Regions from separate parts of the Homo sapiens genome. Here region 2 is linked to region 1. A link is a loop called in an ENCODE intact Hi-C map of the cell type or tissue named here. Cell type or tissue: PC-3. All regions are shown on one strand. Links, peaks and the distances in the headings refer to the core of each region. The heading gives the core; the rest is flanking DNA.

What was found. Peaks named below come from ENCODE experiments on the same cell type or tissue, not always from the same donor. Only the 100,000 strongest peaks of a DNase experiment are listed, where the experiment ranks them.
Region 2: it touches region 1 in a loop (2.8-fold over the local background); 5 of 110 quality-filtered maps call a loop at or near these places.

What each region holds. Positions count from the first base shown.
Region 1 is chr1:64,168,550-64,177,233 of GRCh38, reverse strand. All of the region lies in intron 8 of ROR1 (receptor tyrosine kinase like orphan receptor 1), which reads right to left. Among named protein-coding and RNA genes, the nearest start is that of UBE2U, 31 kb to the left of the region's middle. In PC-3, for the core only: no CTCF peak of the experiment used is centred there; DNase peaks (open chromatin) are centred at 4,533 and 5,333; H3K4me3 peaks cover 1,724 bases; H3K27ac peaks cover 2,781 bases.
Region 2 is chr1:64,219,042-64,227,725 of GRCh38, reverse strand. It overlaps UBE2U (ubiquitin conjugating enzyme E2 U), which reads right to left. Exons shown (of 10, transcript NM_001366232.2): 6 at 6,819-6,867. Among named protein-coding and RNA genes, the nearest start is that of UBE2U, 20 kb to the right of the region's middle. In PC-3, for the core only: no CTCF peak of the experiment used is centred there; a DNase peak (open chromatin) is centred at 4,215; H3K4me3 peaks cover 547 bases; H3K27ac peaks cover 1,339 bases.

The sequences.
Region 1 (8,684 bases), core at 473-8,472:
TATCCCTTTCCCTCAACCCAGCCACAAAATGGTTTTTTGCTGTTGTCTAGAGTCTTGGTACTCAAACTGTGGTCTGGGGACCAGCAACATCAGCATCACCCAAACTTACTGCAAATGCAGACTCTTGGGCCCACCTCAGACCTACTGAATCTGCATGTGCATTTAACAAGACCCCAGTGGTTTCTGTGAAGATTAGGGTGTCAGAAGCACTACCACAGAGGCTACAGCCTGGTACTCAGAGCATTTGTAATCTGGTCCTAACTCACTTTCCTGACATGATCCCTTGCTACTTCTCTGTGTGATGGCATCACTTTAGTTAAATAGGTTTTCTCAATGTCCACTCCTGAAACCATTTACATTCTTGCCTAATACTTTTGTTCCTCCAATGTTCTGCCATTCTTCGAATATTTATTGTGCTAAAAGAGAAACCAAAACAAAAGATTGTCCTTCTGAAGTACTCACAATAGAGATGGGAAGGTCTGAAATGCGGTCTTCTCCATTGATTAAATCCTTTGTTTTCTAAAAAGCCTGTTTCAGGCCCCACTTCCCGCAAAACCTTCCCTGACCACTATGGTCATTTCTTTGCTAGACTCTTTTGCCTTTACTGTGAATGCCACCACATACACAAAGCAGTGTGGTGGCTGGTTACACAAGTGGCCTCCATAGCCAGTCTGAGTTGGAATCCTGCCTTCTCCACTTACCAGCTGTGTGACCCCAGATACAACATTTAACTTTTGCCTCAATTCCTTCATCTATAAAATGGGATGATAATAATTGTACTTACCATGTTATTGCAAACTTTTAATGAGTTAATGTTTGTAAAGCACTCAGACCTATGAGTTAAAGTTTGTAAAGCACTCAGACCTATGTCTGGCCCATGGTAAGTACTATTTAACTTTTTGTTATTATTATCAACTTGATGTTTCTGTTCTTTTTATGCATGTATTTTGTCCTCACAACGAGATTTCAAGGGAAATCTTATTGGAAGCACTGCCCTTCATACCAACGTATATCCCTAGGTCTTCGCAAGTGGGTTGTTTATTAATTGACCTTAAGACAGACAGGTGAAGGCATTAGCTCACAATGAAAATAAGTATTGAATCATGACATTTGATCTTGGCAAGTAAATGTCTATAATGTTATATGTTTTTACTATTTTAAAATGTACCTCAAATTTAGTCTGATGTTTCATTTAATTTGTTAGAAAAGAAAGTAATAAAAACAATGCATTTTACATACAACTGATTTTTCAAATAATCCCCATCCTTCAAATCCTTATTTTTTAAAAAAGAATACTACCCTGAAAATTCTAACTGAAACTGACAATGTTGAAATACATATGAAATCCAGAGCTCTCTGTACAGAGTTTAAAACAACAGTTTAGATAATTTGGTAAAAAAGTTCTCTTATCCAAACTCTACTAATTTAGAATTCATGATGATTAGATTTGTTCTAGGCTGATATTTTCCAGGGCAAAATGCCCACTAACCTAATTGTAAGTGTAAATAAACTTGCAGCAAAATACTCACTTAAAAGGACAAATTGGGATTGGGGATTTTGGAACATTAATTATTCTATGCAAATAAACTGTCTCATTATAAATTGGTCTTATTTGTTCATCAAAGCAGATTTTGTGAGGTTTATATTTGGAAATGAGTTTTAGAAAGTTTACTTGTGCTGAAAGTAATGGTAATTTGTTGCTTTAAACTTTCAGTAAATTAAATCTTATTGATCTAGTTCTATTCAATATAGTATTGTTTGTAATAGCAAAATATTATCAATGACCTCCATGTCCCTATAGAGAATATATTAAATCAATTACAGTGGAGCTAGTAAATAGAATATTCCACATTTGAAAAAAAAGAATGAGGACGTTTCGTATGTACTGGTATGGGAAGGTCTGCAAAATCCTTTGCTCAGCTAAAAATAAAAAGCAACAGAACAGTTAATGCTGGATGCTGCTTTTGTGTAAGAGAGAAGGAGAAAAAGAACACATGAAACATATTTCTTTGTATAAGAATAAAGAAACTACGAAAGGATACTTGGGAAATAGATAGCAGTGATTATTGGGGGTATGGAAGTAGAAACTAGAAAAAGGGGGGCAGAGGTTCTGCTTTTCTATGCTTTAAAATTTTTCAACCAGGTGAATATATTAAATTAAATAACTATTTAATTTATTAAATTACTATTTTTTTAAATTAAATAACTATTTTTTTAAAAAAAAAAAAACAATAGGCGAATCTTCCCATCTTACTGAACTAGGAAATATCTTTTGCAATTGTAAGTCCATCCACCATTTTTCCTTTTGCTTTTAGGGTCTGTATTCTTGTGGGAGCTTGTAGAATTCCTTTGAGAGAGCAAGGTGTGGGTGATGAGAAAGGTAACCAGTTGAGCCAACCCTACTTTTTTTGTCTTGTAGCACTCAGATGATTTTACTTTTGCTGGCAAGAGTAACTCAAGGTGAATTTTTCCTGCATGACATTAAGATTGGAGATTTCCATGAGAACTTTTCCTAATGATGTAAATAAATCCAGTTTAGGTGAAGGTCCCTTGAATGGCAAAGTAGACATCACTTACTTTTTGACAAAAATAAGATCTCTACGCTTTTGGAGACAGAGAACTTTAAGGGACTGAGTACTAAAACTTCTTTGTGGAAAATGGGAATTAGGAAGTAAACTCATGGAATATTAGGCTGGTATAATGAGGAGTTAGAAACCCAATACCCTCTCCTCCTTCACTGCTTGAAAAGTATCCATAGGCAGTATGGCATAATTCAAACTAAGTGAGCTTTGGACTCCTATAAATCTGGGTTTGCATCTTGAATCTGCTGCTTTTTATGAATAATAGTTAATACTTACATAGCACTTACTTTGTGCCAGATAATGTTCTAAGCACTTAGCAAATATTAACTTATTTAACACCATGATCCTGTGGCATAGGTCTTATAATATTAATCACTGACCTTGGGTGAATTTCTTAACTTTTCTGAACCTCTGTTTCCATATCTATGAACTAATGTACTATCTAGCTTGAGCTGTTGCAGTAGGAATTAAATACAACGATGTATGAACGTAATTCCCACCTAATAAGTGCCCTTTAAATCATTCTTATTATCCTTATTAGGAAAGTCATCCAGGAAGTAAAGTAATGCAAATGATTTAGATCCATTTAAGCCTTAAGTAGTTGCAGAGTGTTTAACTTTCTTCCTGTTAATCTTTCTCTGTTCTCCTGTAGTTGCTAGTTAAAAAAAAAAAATCCTTTAAAAATGACAGGGAATTTGTTTTGGAGCTTGAGGGTGGGTGAGAAGTTGAGTGGCCTGTAGCTGGCTCCTCTGAGATGTGAATGAAGGTGAAGGCAACAAGAACTCGTGTGGAAGAGTGGATGGTAGCAGATGGGTAAAGGAAGCAAGCCAGCCAAACTTCTGGAGGTGGGAAAAGAGGAAGAGGTGGACAGGACCTTGGCATCAGCCCTACACATGGCCTTGGGGCTTCGTGGCTAAGAAGGCCAGCTGCATTCCCCTCCACTGAGGTAAGCAAATTTGTTCTCATATACTTGCCTTTGGAAACAGAACGCCTAATTTTGCTATTTTACAGATGGAGAAAGGGGCTAAAGAAAGTATCAAGAATTTTCAGGAGAGCCGAAAGAGCCACACTTGCAACTCCAAGGCTCTCTGTTTTTCGGCCCCAGCATTCTGTTTGAAACCAGAGAAGCCTGCTGGCCAGCAATCCCAGATTGAAGCCGAATGTCTCTGGAGGCTCAGCCTGAGAGGCCTGCCACCTCACAGAGCTAGGTTAGCCTTCAGTATGTGGTCACTCTATGGAATTATAATTGTTCTTCCTCCCTGTTCAGACACATGAAAGAAAGTAGATTTTACCCCAAAGTGTATCTTGTCCTATCTCACCAATATCCAGTGGGCCATATAGCATATAATCCCAAGTCTTCTCCAAGGAGTCATTTACTAGAGCTACTGAAAACTAAATTTGGGGGGTTTGCTTTGCAAAGAGGCATGGAAAGCATCTAAAATGGCAGAGTCCACAAAATCTTCCCTTCGAACACCTGTGCAGCTGCCAGCAAAGAAGTGCCCAGAAAAAAAATGCTCCTAGCTTGGTTTCAGGGGAACAATTTCCACAGTGATTTGCATTTTTAAGGTGCTCAAGTTACTTGGTACAAATGAATCCTAACTATAGACTCATTTTCAAATTTTACATAAATCCTGAACTAGTTAAAAAATCATAAAAACCCTTAAAGAAGCAGTCAGTAGACTGTACGGTGATGGCAGGAAATTAGCTGTATTGTTGAGGAACAGATGGTTTACATTATACAAACCCTTTAGGCTAAACTTGTTTAGGTCTGGCATATTGTAAATTATATTTTAGTAATGAAAGTGAAATGACCTCTGCTTGACCTCAAGTGGAGTTTGTCTGTTTGAACCAATGTGGTGGAAAACTATGAAAGAAAATGAAGTCATAAAGTTTTGGCAGTTCAATTTTGGCTCATTTCAAGTTAAGGGGTTATAAATCTGTTTAGTTTTTGTTTGACAAGTATTTGTCATACAGGGATGTACAAAATGTAAAGAAGTGTAAAATACACATGAGGCATGGTGCCAAAGTAAACCAAGTACAAAGGAAAACTGGAATGAATAGGGTCCCGGGCTCCTATCTCTTTATCACTCCCTCCATTAGTTGAAGGACAAGATGGCCTCGGTTTATTATATGCTGTAAGGCAATTAAGTACCTTAAAACTGAAACAGGCTTTCAGTTTCAATGTTAACATTTTTACTTCTCAAAGTAAACACACATCTGCCTTTAAAAAATTATATAAAATTATTATATGAAATAAAAGTTGATGCAGAAGTTAATACATTGTTCCAAGATGCTTCTTTCTTTAGAAATTTTTGAAAAGCAACAGTATTAGAGTTTAAATGAACTCTTTACGGAAGGAAAATTAAGGAAAAACATTTTAGATGCGAGTCATTTAGATGTGAGTCAGATGGGAAAATTGTAGTACTTTCTAAACTGCTGATAAGAGAGACCAGGCTGATACTGGTGGCTTTTTTCACCTTAGTCATGACTGCTAAGTGGGGATGTGGGGGAACTTTTAGATCTCTTAACTTTAGATATGAAAGCAATGAACTATGAGTAGCGTTTTTAAAAACTGTAATTACCTTGGTGGCTGTAGATGGATAAAGAGGGCAGACTCAGTGGCTTTATCTCTTTCCATCTTTGGGAAGTTATACCTTAGGTGACAATACATTTGAAATGACTCCTGGTGAAGCAGCCTACTACTAACCTATTTCCTGCTTACTTTAAGGAAGTGATTACCATAGGATATGCGGTGAGGATTTTGCAATAGCTGCCAACATTTGTATGCAACATGAAGCCTGCTCTGTCACTTTTTGCCTTGAACATAATGTCATATAATTGCTCTACTTTTGAGTCTAACTTGAAGTAGACACACAGATGAAAAACAGAGCTACATTAGGGTGCAGGGAATCGAGCCCAGGGTGGTTCTCTGGGACAGAAACGGGGCTTTAACAACAGTAGGTGCTGAAACAGGATCCATATTCATAAGTCAGCTCCAAACCTCCCCCTGTGGTCCCTTTCACTCAAGGCCAGTTAATTCCCCATGTTCTAATGTCCCAAGACTGACTGCTGCCCTTTTTCAAATCTATGCTATTCTTTTGAAGCTGATTCTGGCTGGACACAAGTGTCTACAGAAGAATAGCAGGTTTCACATGGCATTTGTGCTTGCCTCATGATATGGTTTGGCTGTGTCCCCACTCACATCTCATCTTGAATTCCCACATGTTGTGGGAGGGACCTGGTGGGAGGTAATTGAGTCAGGGGGCAGATCTTTCCCATGCTGTTCTTGTGATAGTGACTAAGTCTCATGAGATCTGATGGTTCTATAAGGGGGAGTTTCCCTGCATAAGCTCTCTCTGTGCCTGCTGCCATCCACGTAAGATGTGACTTGCTCCTCCTTGCCTTCCGTCATGATTGTGAGGCGCTCCCAGCCATGTGGAACTGTAAGTCCATTAAGCCTCTTTTTCTTCCCAGTCTCAGGTGTGTCTTTATCAGCAGTGTGAAAATGGACTAATATTGTAAATTGGTACCAGTAGAGTGGGGTGCTGCTGAAAAGATACCCGAAAATGTGGAAGTGACTTTGGAACTGGGTAACAGGCAGAGGTTGGAACAGTTTGGAGGGCTTAGAAGAAGACAGGAAAATGTGGGAAAGTTTGGAACTCCCTGGAGACTTGTTGAATGGCTTTGACCAAAATGCTGATAATGATAAGGACAATGAAATCCAGACTTAGGTGGTCTCAGATGGAGATGAGGAACTTGTTGGGAACTGAAGCAGAGGTGACTCTTGTTATGTTTTAGCAAAGAGACTGGCGGCATTTTTCCCCTGCCCTAGAGATTTGTGGAACTTTGAACTTGAGAGAGATGATTTAGGGTATTTGGCGGAAGAAATTTCTAAGCAGCAAAGCATTCAAGAGGTGATTTGGGTGCTGTTAAAGGCATTCAGTTTTAAAAGGAAAACAGAACAAAAGCTTGGAATATTTGCAGCCTGACAATGCAATAGAAAATAAAATCCCATTTTTTGAGGAGAAATTCAAGCTGGCTGCAGAAATTTGCATAAGTAATGAGAAGCCAAATGTTAATCACCAAGATAATGGGGAAAATGTCTCCAAGGCATGTCAGAGGTCTTCACGGCAGCCCCTCCCATCACCCAGAGGTTTAGGAGGAGAAAATGGTTTTGTGGGCTGGGACCAGGGTCCCTCTGCTGTGTGCAGTCTAGGTACTTAGTGCCCTGTGTCCCAGCCACTCCAGCTATGACTAAAAGGGGTCAAGGTACAGCTCGTGCTGTGGCTTCAGAGGTTGGAGGTCCCAAGGCTTGGCAGCTTCCATGTGGTGTTGAGCCTGCAGGTGCACAGAAGTCAAGAATTGAGGTTTGGGAATCTCCACCTAGATTTCAGAGGATGTATGGAAATGCCTGGATGCCCAGGCAGAAGTTTGCTGCAGGGGTGAGGCCCTCATGGAGAACCTCTGCTAGGGCAGTGTAGAAGGGAAATGTGGGGTTGGAGCCTCCATAACAAGTCCCTAATGGGGCACTGCCTAGTGGACCTGTGAGAAGAGAGCCACTGTCCTCCAGACCCCAGAATGGTAGACCCACCAACAGCTTGCACTGTGAGTCTGGAAAAGTCCCAGACACTCAATGCCAGCCCATGAAAGCAGCCAGGAGGGGTACTCTACCCTGCAAAGGTGCAGAGGTGTCTGATGCACTGCTTGCATCAGAGTCACCTGGATGTGAGACATGGAGTCAAAGGAGATCATTTTGGAGCCTTAAGATTTGACTGCCCTGCTGGATTTTGGACTTGCATGGGGCCTGTAGCCCCTTTGTTTTTTGGCCAATTTCTCCCATTTGGAATGGCTGTATTTACCCAATGCCTGTACCCCCACTGTATCTGGGAAGTAACTAACTTGCTTTTGATTTTACAGGCTCATAGGCAGAAGGGACTTGCGTTGTCTTGGATGAGACTTTGGACTGTGGACTTCTGAGTTAATGCCGAAATGAGTTGAGACTTTGGGGGACTTTTGGGAGGGGATGATTGGTTTTAAAATGTAAGGAAATGAGATTTGAAAGGGACCAGGGGTCAAATGATATGGTTTGGCAGTGTCCCCACCCAAATCTCATCTTGAATTCCCATATGGTGTGGGAGGGACCCAGTGGGAGGTTATTGAATCATGGGGGCAGGTCTTTCCCATGCTGTTCTCGTGATAGTGAATAAGTCTCATGAGAGCTGATGGTTCTATAAGGGGGAGTTTCCCCGCACAAGCTCTCTCTTTGTCTGCTGCCATCCACATAAGATGTGACTTGGTCCTCCTTGCCTTCTGCCATGATTGTGAGGCCTCCCCAGCCATGTGGAACTGTAAGTCCATTAAACCTCTTTTTCTTTCCATTCTCAGGTATGTCTTTATCAGCAGTGTTCAAACAGACTAATACACCCCATCAGAGGAATGATGAGCAGACCCTGGCCCTACTAAAATTAGAGGAGTATTTTTGGTAATAGGAGGGCTATCCCAGGTCCTTTTTCTCTTTGGAAGCACAGTTTTCTCTGAGATTGGTATTCCCTATGGGCTGACTTGCTTCCTGAATCTCAAGTACTGACCAGCATAGTCTACATCAGAGCAGGCATCAGTGCCACTTGTTAAAGCACAGATTGCTGGGATTGCTGGGCTCCACCTCAAGAGTTCCTATGTGGGTCTGAGATTGTCCATTTCTGACAGTTCTCAGTTGAGGAGACTCCTGCTGGCCTAGAGGCCTCACTTTGAGAGCCCCTGGAATAAATGGATGTAGTTTTCTGGATCAGTCAATTCCTTAGTGATCTGGGTCCCTTCTCTCTGCATGATGAATGACCACAATGTGTCTGATGAACCTAGTTGGGCAATTTAAACTTATCCAACTGAGAGAAAACAATACTCTTGCTTGAAAAGATGCTTTGGAAATATCAGGTAGAGAAAAATATAAGAACCATTAACCAGCATTTATTAGGTTTATATACTACATGACTACTTGTAGTCATAGCTTGGGCCATATCACCAGTTTCCTTTAGTTTCAATTAGAGCCAATCATTTAGGATATATTTTAATAGCTAGTTGCATCAGTCAGTCAACTGATACTGT
Region 2 (8,684 bases), core at 512-8,511, 50 kb before region 1:
GGTTCAAGTGATTCTCCTGCCTCAGCCTCCCGAGTAGCTGGGACCACAGGCATGTGCCACCCATGCCCGGCTAATTTTGTATTTTTAGTAGAGACAGGGTTTCTGCATGTTGGTTAGGCTGGTCTCAAACTCCCGACCTCAGATGATCTGCCCACCTTGGCCTCCCAAAGTGGTGGGATTACAGGCATGAGCCATGGCGCCTGGCCGTAAGTGGTATTTTTAAAATTTCAATTTCTATCTGTTGATTATGAGTATATAGAAACATAGTTAATTTTTAATCTTAACTTTGATCTTATACCATGAGTCTTTGCTAAATTCACTAATTAATTTTCAAGTTTTTTTATATTCATTTGGATTTCACTATGCACATAATCATGTTATCTATGAATAAAGACAATTTGCTTCATCCTTTCCAAACCTTAAAATTTTTATTTATTTTCCTTGCCTCATTGCACTGGCTAGAACCTCCAGTACAATGTTGAATAGAAGTGGTGGTAGTAGACATACTTACCTTATTCCAAAACTCAGGAGAAAAGCATTAAACATTTCACATTTTAGTATGAGGTTGGCTGTTGGACTTTTGTAGATTCCTATTACTGAAATAAGGGAATTTCTGTTTCAGTTTGCTAAGAATTTTTATCATGAATGGGTGTTAAATTTTAACAAATACTTTTGCTGGATTCACTGAGATAATTTTACGGCTTTTCCCTTTATTTGGCTAGTAAATGTGTTAAACAAATTGATGTTTGAATATTAAACCAACCTTGCTTTCTTATAATCAGACCCATTTGGTCATTGTTATCCCAATGTGGATTCAATTCGGTAATATTTTGATTAGAGTTTATGCATCTATGCTAATAAAAGGTATTGACCTATAATTTCCTTTCGTGTAGTAATCTCAGATTTTAGAATCTGAGTTTGGAGGTTTGGAAATGTAGACATTTTCTCTACTCACTGAAAAGGTTTGAATACCTTTTTTTTTTTTTTAAGTTTTATTTTGAAACAACTTTAGAAATATAAGAGAGTTGTAAAGATAATTGAATATCTTTTTCTTCTTTTAAGAGATGGGTCTCAATATATTGCCCAGGCTGGTCTTGAAATCCTGGGCTCAAGCAATCCTTCCACCTTGGCCAAATAGCTGGGATTACAGGCCCAAGCCATCTCACCTGGCTTGAATAGCTTTTTAAAATAAATTTTATTGCAGCATAATTTACACTCAATAAAATGCACACGTTTTAAGTGTACAGATTGATGAGTTTTGATACAAAAGTGTACATCTGCATAAGCATTACCTCATACAAGATGTAGAGTATTTTCATTATTCCAGAAAGTTTCCTACTGCCCCTTCCCAGTCAATCTCCCTTGACATTCTGGGCAATCACCGATCGGATTAATCTGACAGATTAGTTTTGCCTGTCCTAGAACTTCATATAAATTGAATCACATAGTATGTACTCTTTTGTTACTGTGGTTTTTTTCACTCAACATAATGCCTGCATACTTATTCCCTATTGTTGCATGTATCAATAATTAATTCATTTTTATTTGCTGATAGTATTCTATATATTAATAAAGCACAATTTATTTATGCATTCAACTGTTGATGGACATTTTGGTTGTTTCTAGTTTGCGATATTATAAATAAAGCTGCTACGAACATTTGTGTACAACTCTTCCTGTGAACATATATTTTTCATTTCTTTTAGGTATATACTTAGGAGTAGAATTACTGGATTACAGGAAAGGTAATGTTTGACATTATAAGAAACTTAAACTGTTTCAAACTGGTTGTGGGCATGTAAAGTGATAAAACAAGATATGCAGCAATGTACGAAAGCTCCAATTACTCCATATCTTTACCAACAAATGGAATTATTCATCTTAATTTGAGTCAATGATGTCTTCTTTCAATCTTCTCCATCTCAGTAAATGACAGCAGAACCCACCCAGTTCAACCCCAAATCTAGTAATTACCCTTGGTCCCACTTTTTCTCACAACTCACATCGAATCAGTAATTCTCCTTCGGCGCAAGCCTTGAATCCACTCATTTCTCCTCCTCCATACCTATGCCCAAACCCTTGACCGAACCACCATTGTCTTGCCCCTGATCAACCAAAATAACCTAATAACTCTTCTCTTTGCTTCCACCTTAGATCCTTCACAAACTATTGCCCTCATGGCAGTTAAAAGTACTCCTTTTAAAAGTTAAATCTGATTCTGTCTCTCCTTTTCCTAAAAGCTGTTCAACAGTGTCCCAATTTCCTTACCTGGTATAATAAAATTAATCTAAATTCCTTACACGGTTTATAAAGTCCTAAGTGATTTGGCCCAGCCTACTTCTCTTACCTCCAGCTACCTCTCTTCTCTTTTCCCCCTTGCTGTGTTCTAGCAACAGCAGCCTTCTTACTGATTCTCTCACAGCATACAAATACTAAATTTAGGGTCTTCACATTACTCTCCCAATTTTTTACTCATTTTTCCTTTCAATTTCACAAATCTTGATTTTTCAAGATAATACCATTTACAAGTTTACTTCATAATGGTTCTCGAGTTATCTTTGACTAAAGTTATTATAATTACTTTCTATGTACTTAACTCATTTAATCTTCATAGTAATTCTATGAAATCAGTACCATTATTACTAGCATTTAATATATAAAGAAACTGAGACACAGAGAAATTAACTTTTCTTAGTCACATAGTAAATGGAAGAATTGGGATTCTCTCACTTGCTATTCTAGAAATGCCTTTCAGTTGTGTGTGTGTGTGTGTGTGTGTGTGTGTGTGTGATAATATCCTATACAGTATTTTATAAGGCACTCTTTTCATTTATTTTTTATTGTGGCAAAACACATAACTTTATCATCTTAACCATTTCTAAGTGTACAGTTCAGTAGTGTTAAGTGTAGTTACATTGCTGTGCAAGAGATCTCTAGAACTTTTTAATCTTGCAACACTGAATTTCTGTGTCCAACTTTTCACTTAATTTTTTTTTTTTTTTTGACACAGAGTCTCGCTCTGTTGCCCAGGCTGGAGTGCAATGGCGCAATCTCGGCTCACTGCAACCTCCACCTCCCGGGTTCAAGCGATTCTCCTGACTCAGCCTCCTGAGTAGCTGGGATTACAGGCACGCGCCACCATGCCCAACTAATTTTTGTATTTTTAGTAGAGACGGGGTTTCATCATGTTGACCAGGCTGGTTTTAAACTGCTGACCTCAGGTGATCCACCCGCCTCGGCCTCCCAGAGTGCTGGGATTACAGGCAAGAGCCACTGCACCCGGCCCGCTTACTTTTAATGTTAGCAACTATGTCTCCAGAATCATACCCAAAGGCTGCTTTTTGGACATTATTGCCTAAACCAATGTTTACTTAATCAGTTTTGTTGGACATTCTGTTTTCAATTTCTCATGATGTATAATTCTATGATGAACATTTTTGGAATCTCTATATATTTGTTTAAATATATCTATAAAGATAAATTTCTAGAAGTGGAAATGCTGTGTCAAAGGCATGCATTTGTCTTAGGATTTTTAATATGAAATGCAAAAGTTACACTCTTCTGTCTGTATCCCTCAAGTTTTGTCTCGTGCCTGCCCCTTTAAATGATTTAGCCACTCGCATACAGGTGTATATTTAGCATGTTCACCATCTATGTTTCATTTTCATCTCCTCTCATGATTACCGAGCAACCAATCCTCCCCTCCCTTTCCTCTTCTAGTTTTTATCTCAGCTCCTGATAATCTTATTTTGGTTGCCCCTGGCATTCATGATTCATTTTAACTTTTTATTTAGGTTGTCAAAATGCATTCCCCTGTGTCAGGCTGTTGGAAAGATGTCCTGCTGTAGCTCCATTCCTGTTGAATGTGCTGTTCCCTCTGCCTAGGATCCCCTGGCCCCATAGTCTATCAGTGAATCCCCATTCTGCCTCTAGAAGCCACTTTGGCATCACCTCCTATGAAAACTTGTCTTTATATGTTCGTCTCCCAATCCCTGCCAAGCCTGAGTAAGATGTTTCTCCCTCTGTGCTCCCCCAGCATCTTGATCTTACGTCTGTCATAGCACTTACTATATTATATTTATGTACTACAACAATAAACAGTCATGGCCCAATAAAATGCTGATTGCATTTAAAAGAGGCAGTTCCACTTAAAAGAGGCCCCAGAGATGGATGACTTAGTGAAAAACTGAAGGCCTCTGAAGGAAGCCTAGAAAAAATAAAAACCACAGGGGAAAGTTTCTGCTAAATATGACTCATTTTAGATATGATTCAATCTGCCCTCAGCATTCTTCCCTTAGCCACGATCTTGATACCTTCCCTGTGGTCTTCCAACTACATTCTCTGGTGGCAAATACTGTCTACATTGACCTAATGGATCGACAGGCCTACTTCTTGCACTGTCTCCCTTTCAGAAGAGGAACATCTTCTGATACTGTGCAACAATTAATACAAAATAAAACAAATAATTTGTATTTATGGAATGGGGAAAAAAGAAGAGGGCTTCCAATGCTAGAATATAAATCTCGTGAGGTTAGGGATGACATATTAATCAGGTGTGTATCCTCACACTGGGGCACAATGCCTGGTATACAACATATGCTCAGTGAATTCATTCTAAGTACGTGGATGACTACAGTACATTCTAAGTACATTCTAAGTACTAGCTGTTCTCCCAAGGGCTGAAAACCTGTCTGTAAGTGGTATCCTATAGACCACTGCAAACATCCCAGATGACTAGCACAAGTTCAAGTCACCTTCAATTCCTGAACATCAACTAGATTCCCCCAACTATACTGTACCCAGTTGAATAGACCTTGCCTAAGTTTTGCTATGTCTTTTAGAAACCGGGGGTCCAACTGCCTGGATATATCTTTGGAATACATTTCTACAGCCAGGCCAGTTCTTCCAGCTCATGAAGTAATGCAAAGTTCTAAGCATATGGCACTAGACACACAATATTAACAGCAGCATCTTTCTTTGAATAATTTCTGCAAGATCTTATTGTGAATGCATTATTTAAAAACTAAGAACTAGACATAACTGAGCTCTGTTTCAGAGCAACTGTACCAGGGGCTAACATTAGAATTCACAGACACACAACGAAGTGCAGCCTGATACACAGCATGAGTCTAGCGTATCATTGAAATCTAGACTGCATTGCCTCAAATAAGTATTACCTAAAGGCTTCTCTAGGAAGTTCAGGCTGGCACAAGGTGAATACCACAAATCAGACCTGATTCTAGCATCATTTATCCTTGGTTTGGCTCAGAGGACCTGCTGAAGCTGAGACCACAGAAGGTCTTCTGCTCTGTTCTTACTGCCTTATTAGTAAACACGGGCACTGTATCTTTATGAACTGCAAATAACTATACCATAAAGAGTAATAACTTTTGATATCTAAGGACATTCATGTTTTAGGTGATAAAACCACCTTTATGCATTGAATATTTATCATAGGCCTATTTTATGCCAGGATGGTCAACCACATTGACACATTTAAGGGGTGGCAATGTCCTCTATTGAATACCAACTTAGTGTACCATTAACTAGATTATGCTTACCTTTCTGCAATTTTTCAACATTTTTTCATGAAGATAAGCCACTTAAGTTTTTGTGTTTTTTTTTTTTTTTTTTGAGATGGAGTCTCTCTCTGTCGCCCAGGCTGGAGTGCAGTGGCACCATCTCGGCTTGGCTCACTGCAAGCTCTGCCTCCTGGGTTCACACCATTCTCCTGCCTCAGCCTCCCGAGTAGCTGGGACTACAGGTGGCTGTCACCACGCTCGGCTAATTTTTTTGTATTTTTTAGTAGAGACAGGTTTCACCATGTTAGCCAGGATGGTCTCGATCTTCTGACCTCCTGATCCACCCGCCTTGGCCTCCCAAAGTGCTGGGATTACAGGCGTGAGCCACTGCTCTCGGCCATAAGTTATCTAATTTTACTCAACTTTTATACAGAGCTAGTCAAGGAAATATGAGCTAAAGTAAACACTGTTACAACACTAGTTAATTGGCTGTTTTCTAAATCTGATTGACTATCAAGATAAAGCTGATGGAAATGCTCAAGAAATTAAATGCCGCCGAACCGTATGTGTGTTTCTAGGCCTATACCTTGTTCAGGTGTTCAAGATGAACTGATGCCACATTTACAGACTGTCTCCCAAAAGGTACAATGGCTTCAGCCCTAACTCTTACCATTTTTATCTAGACCTTATCTTCTCCTAAATTGCTTGAATTTTTGTGATCTATAATGATCTGTGCTGATTTTGTTGACAATACATTCTTCTCTTTTCAAAAATATAAAAAAGGCAAGATCGGCCGGGCACAGTGGCTCACGTCTGTAATCCCAGCACTTTGGGAGGCCGAGGCGGGTGGATCACCTGAGGTCAGGAGTTCAAGACTAGCCTGACCAACATGGTGAAACCCCATCTCTACTAAAAATACAAAAAATTAGCCGGGTGTGGTGGAAGGTGCCTATAATTGCAGCTACTTGGGAGGCTGAGGCAGGAGAATCGCTTGAACCGTGGAGGCTGAGGTTGTGGTGAGCTGAGATTGCGCCATTGCATTCCAGCCTGGGCGACAAGAGCAAAACTCCATCTCAGAAGAAAAAAGCGAGATCATGTAGTTACATTTAATTTTAATTCAACTAGAAAGAATTCAAAATTTTCCATGTTCTTTCTGAAAACAATATTTTAAAAAGATATTATAAGATGTTTCTAAATTAAAAACAAACATTTAATTATGATGAAAAACATAAAGAGTTTAAATAAATAGTCCTTTTGGTAAATAAATCGACATAAATTGTATAAAGAAAAACTTACCTGATACATTTACGTGGGTCTTTAGGTAACTCCTGGCTGTCATCTTTCACTATAAAGAAAAAATATGAAAGGATTCTGGTTTACTTGGAGATTGAATATATGGCTTTATGTGCACTATTTCCAAAGCCTCAATAAAATGGTAATAAAGGAATAAAAATAAGATATAAAATCTCAAGGAGAGCAAAAGAAAGATGACAAGAAAATTTTTCAAGATAGAAAGCAGATGTCAAGTGGTAACTGTCTTAGCAGGCCATAGAAATTTGAAAAAAAAAACTGCTTGATGAGAGGAGACCAACGAAAAGCAAATGGATTCGCACTTCAGAACCTGTGAAACAGTTCAGGAATTGAATGTGCCAGATACCTCTGGAAGGAGGGGTAAGAGGGAGAGCACAGACAAAAAACTTATACCCTCATCTTGTGCAATCACATGATGACCACTGCTCACGCAAGAAGGAAGATATTTAACCTCTGGAAAAACTGGGCCAGAGAGACTCAGGACTGGAGGACAGTAGAAACAAAACAGGATGGAGTAAGAAACTGAAAATGGAATAAATCATATCGAACAGACAAGATTCCTGATTCTCTCCCCTCGTCCAGCTGTCAGAGTATTAGCAGTGCTCTCTCTCTCTCTTGCTTGCACTTGCTCTCTCTCTCTCTCTCTCTCTCCACAAGCCTGGCAGATTCCTCTCAGGAGAAATAGTTAAGTCTAATGAAATGGCCAGGTTCTCACTGAATAATTCTACAATGAAATAAAACTGTCAACAAGCCCAGCCTGTATTCAGAACTTCCAGTCTTTTTAATAGTCCATTCATCATATGTCCATCATAAGAATGGATAGTCAAAGATCACTAGACATTTGAGCAAGGTCAATACCATAAAAGAGAACAATCCTAACCACAAAAAAAGAGAAAAATAGGAAACAGAAACATTTTTCTCAAAATCTTCCAGAATATACAACGAACAAAGAGATGGATAATAGGAGAAATTTGGTTTTAAAAAATTAGAGGATTGGCTGCACGCAGTGGCTCATGCCTGTAATCCCAGCACTTTGGGAGGCCAAGGCAGGCAGATTATGAGGTCAGGAGATCGAGACCATCCTGGTTAACATGGTGAAACCTCATCTCTACTAAAAAAATACAAAAAAATTAGCCAGGTGTGGTGGCGGGCGCCTGTAGTCCCAGCTACTTGGGAGGCTGAGGCAGGAGAATGGCGTGAACCCAGGAGGTGGAGCTTGCAGTGAGCCCAGATTGCCGCACCACTGCACTCCAGCCTGGCAGCCTGGGAGACAGAGTGAGACTCCGTCTAAAAAAAAAAAAAAAAATTAGAGGATCAGATCAATAGACCCAACATTCAAATCAGAGCAGATCTAGAAGAGTCAATAGGGAAAATGAAGAGAGAAGAAATTATAAAAGATATCACATAAGAAAGTTTTCCAGAACTGAATGATTAGAGATTGAGATTTCAATAGCTTATCAAATGTCCTATGTAATGTGGAGGCAGGGAAGGGGAGGATACACAAAGAAATATTATCAAAAATTTCAAATCACTGGGAATAAAAAGAAGGTTTAAAAAGCTTCCAGAAAAAAAAAGAATAAATCACATGTGAAAAATTGGACATCGGAATGAAATTAGACTTCTCAAGAGCAACACTAGAAACTAAAATGTAGTAAAGTATTTACGATTTGGAAAGAAAACTATTTCCAAACTAAAATTTAACCAAACTATGAGCATATGACAGTAACGTAATTACATTTTTAGGCATGCAAAGTTATAAAAGGTTTAGCTCCCAGGTACTAGGAAGCTCCTAGAAGATGTACTCCAACAAAACAAAGGAGCAAAACCAACCACAAGGAAAATGGGGATTGA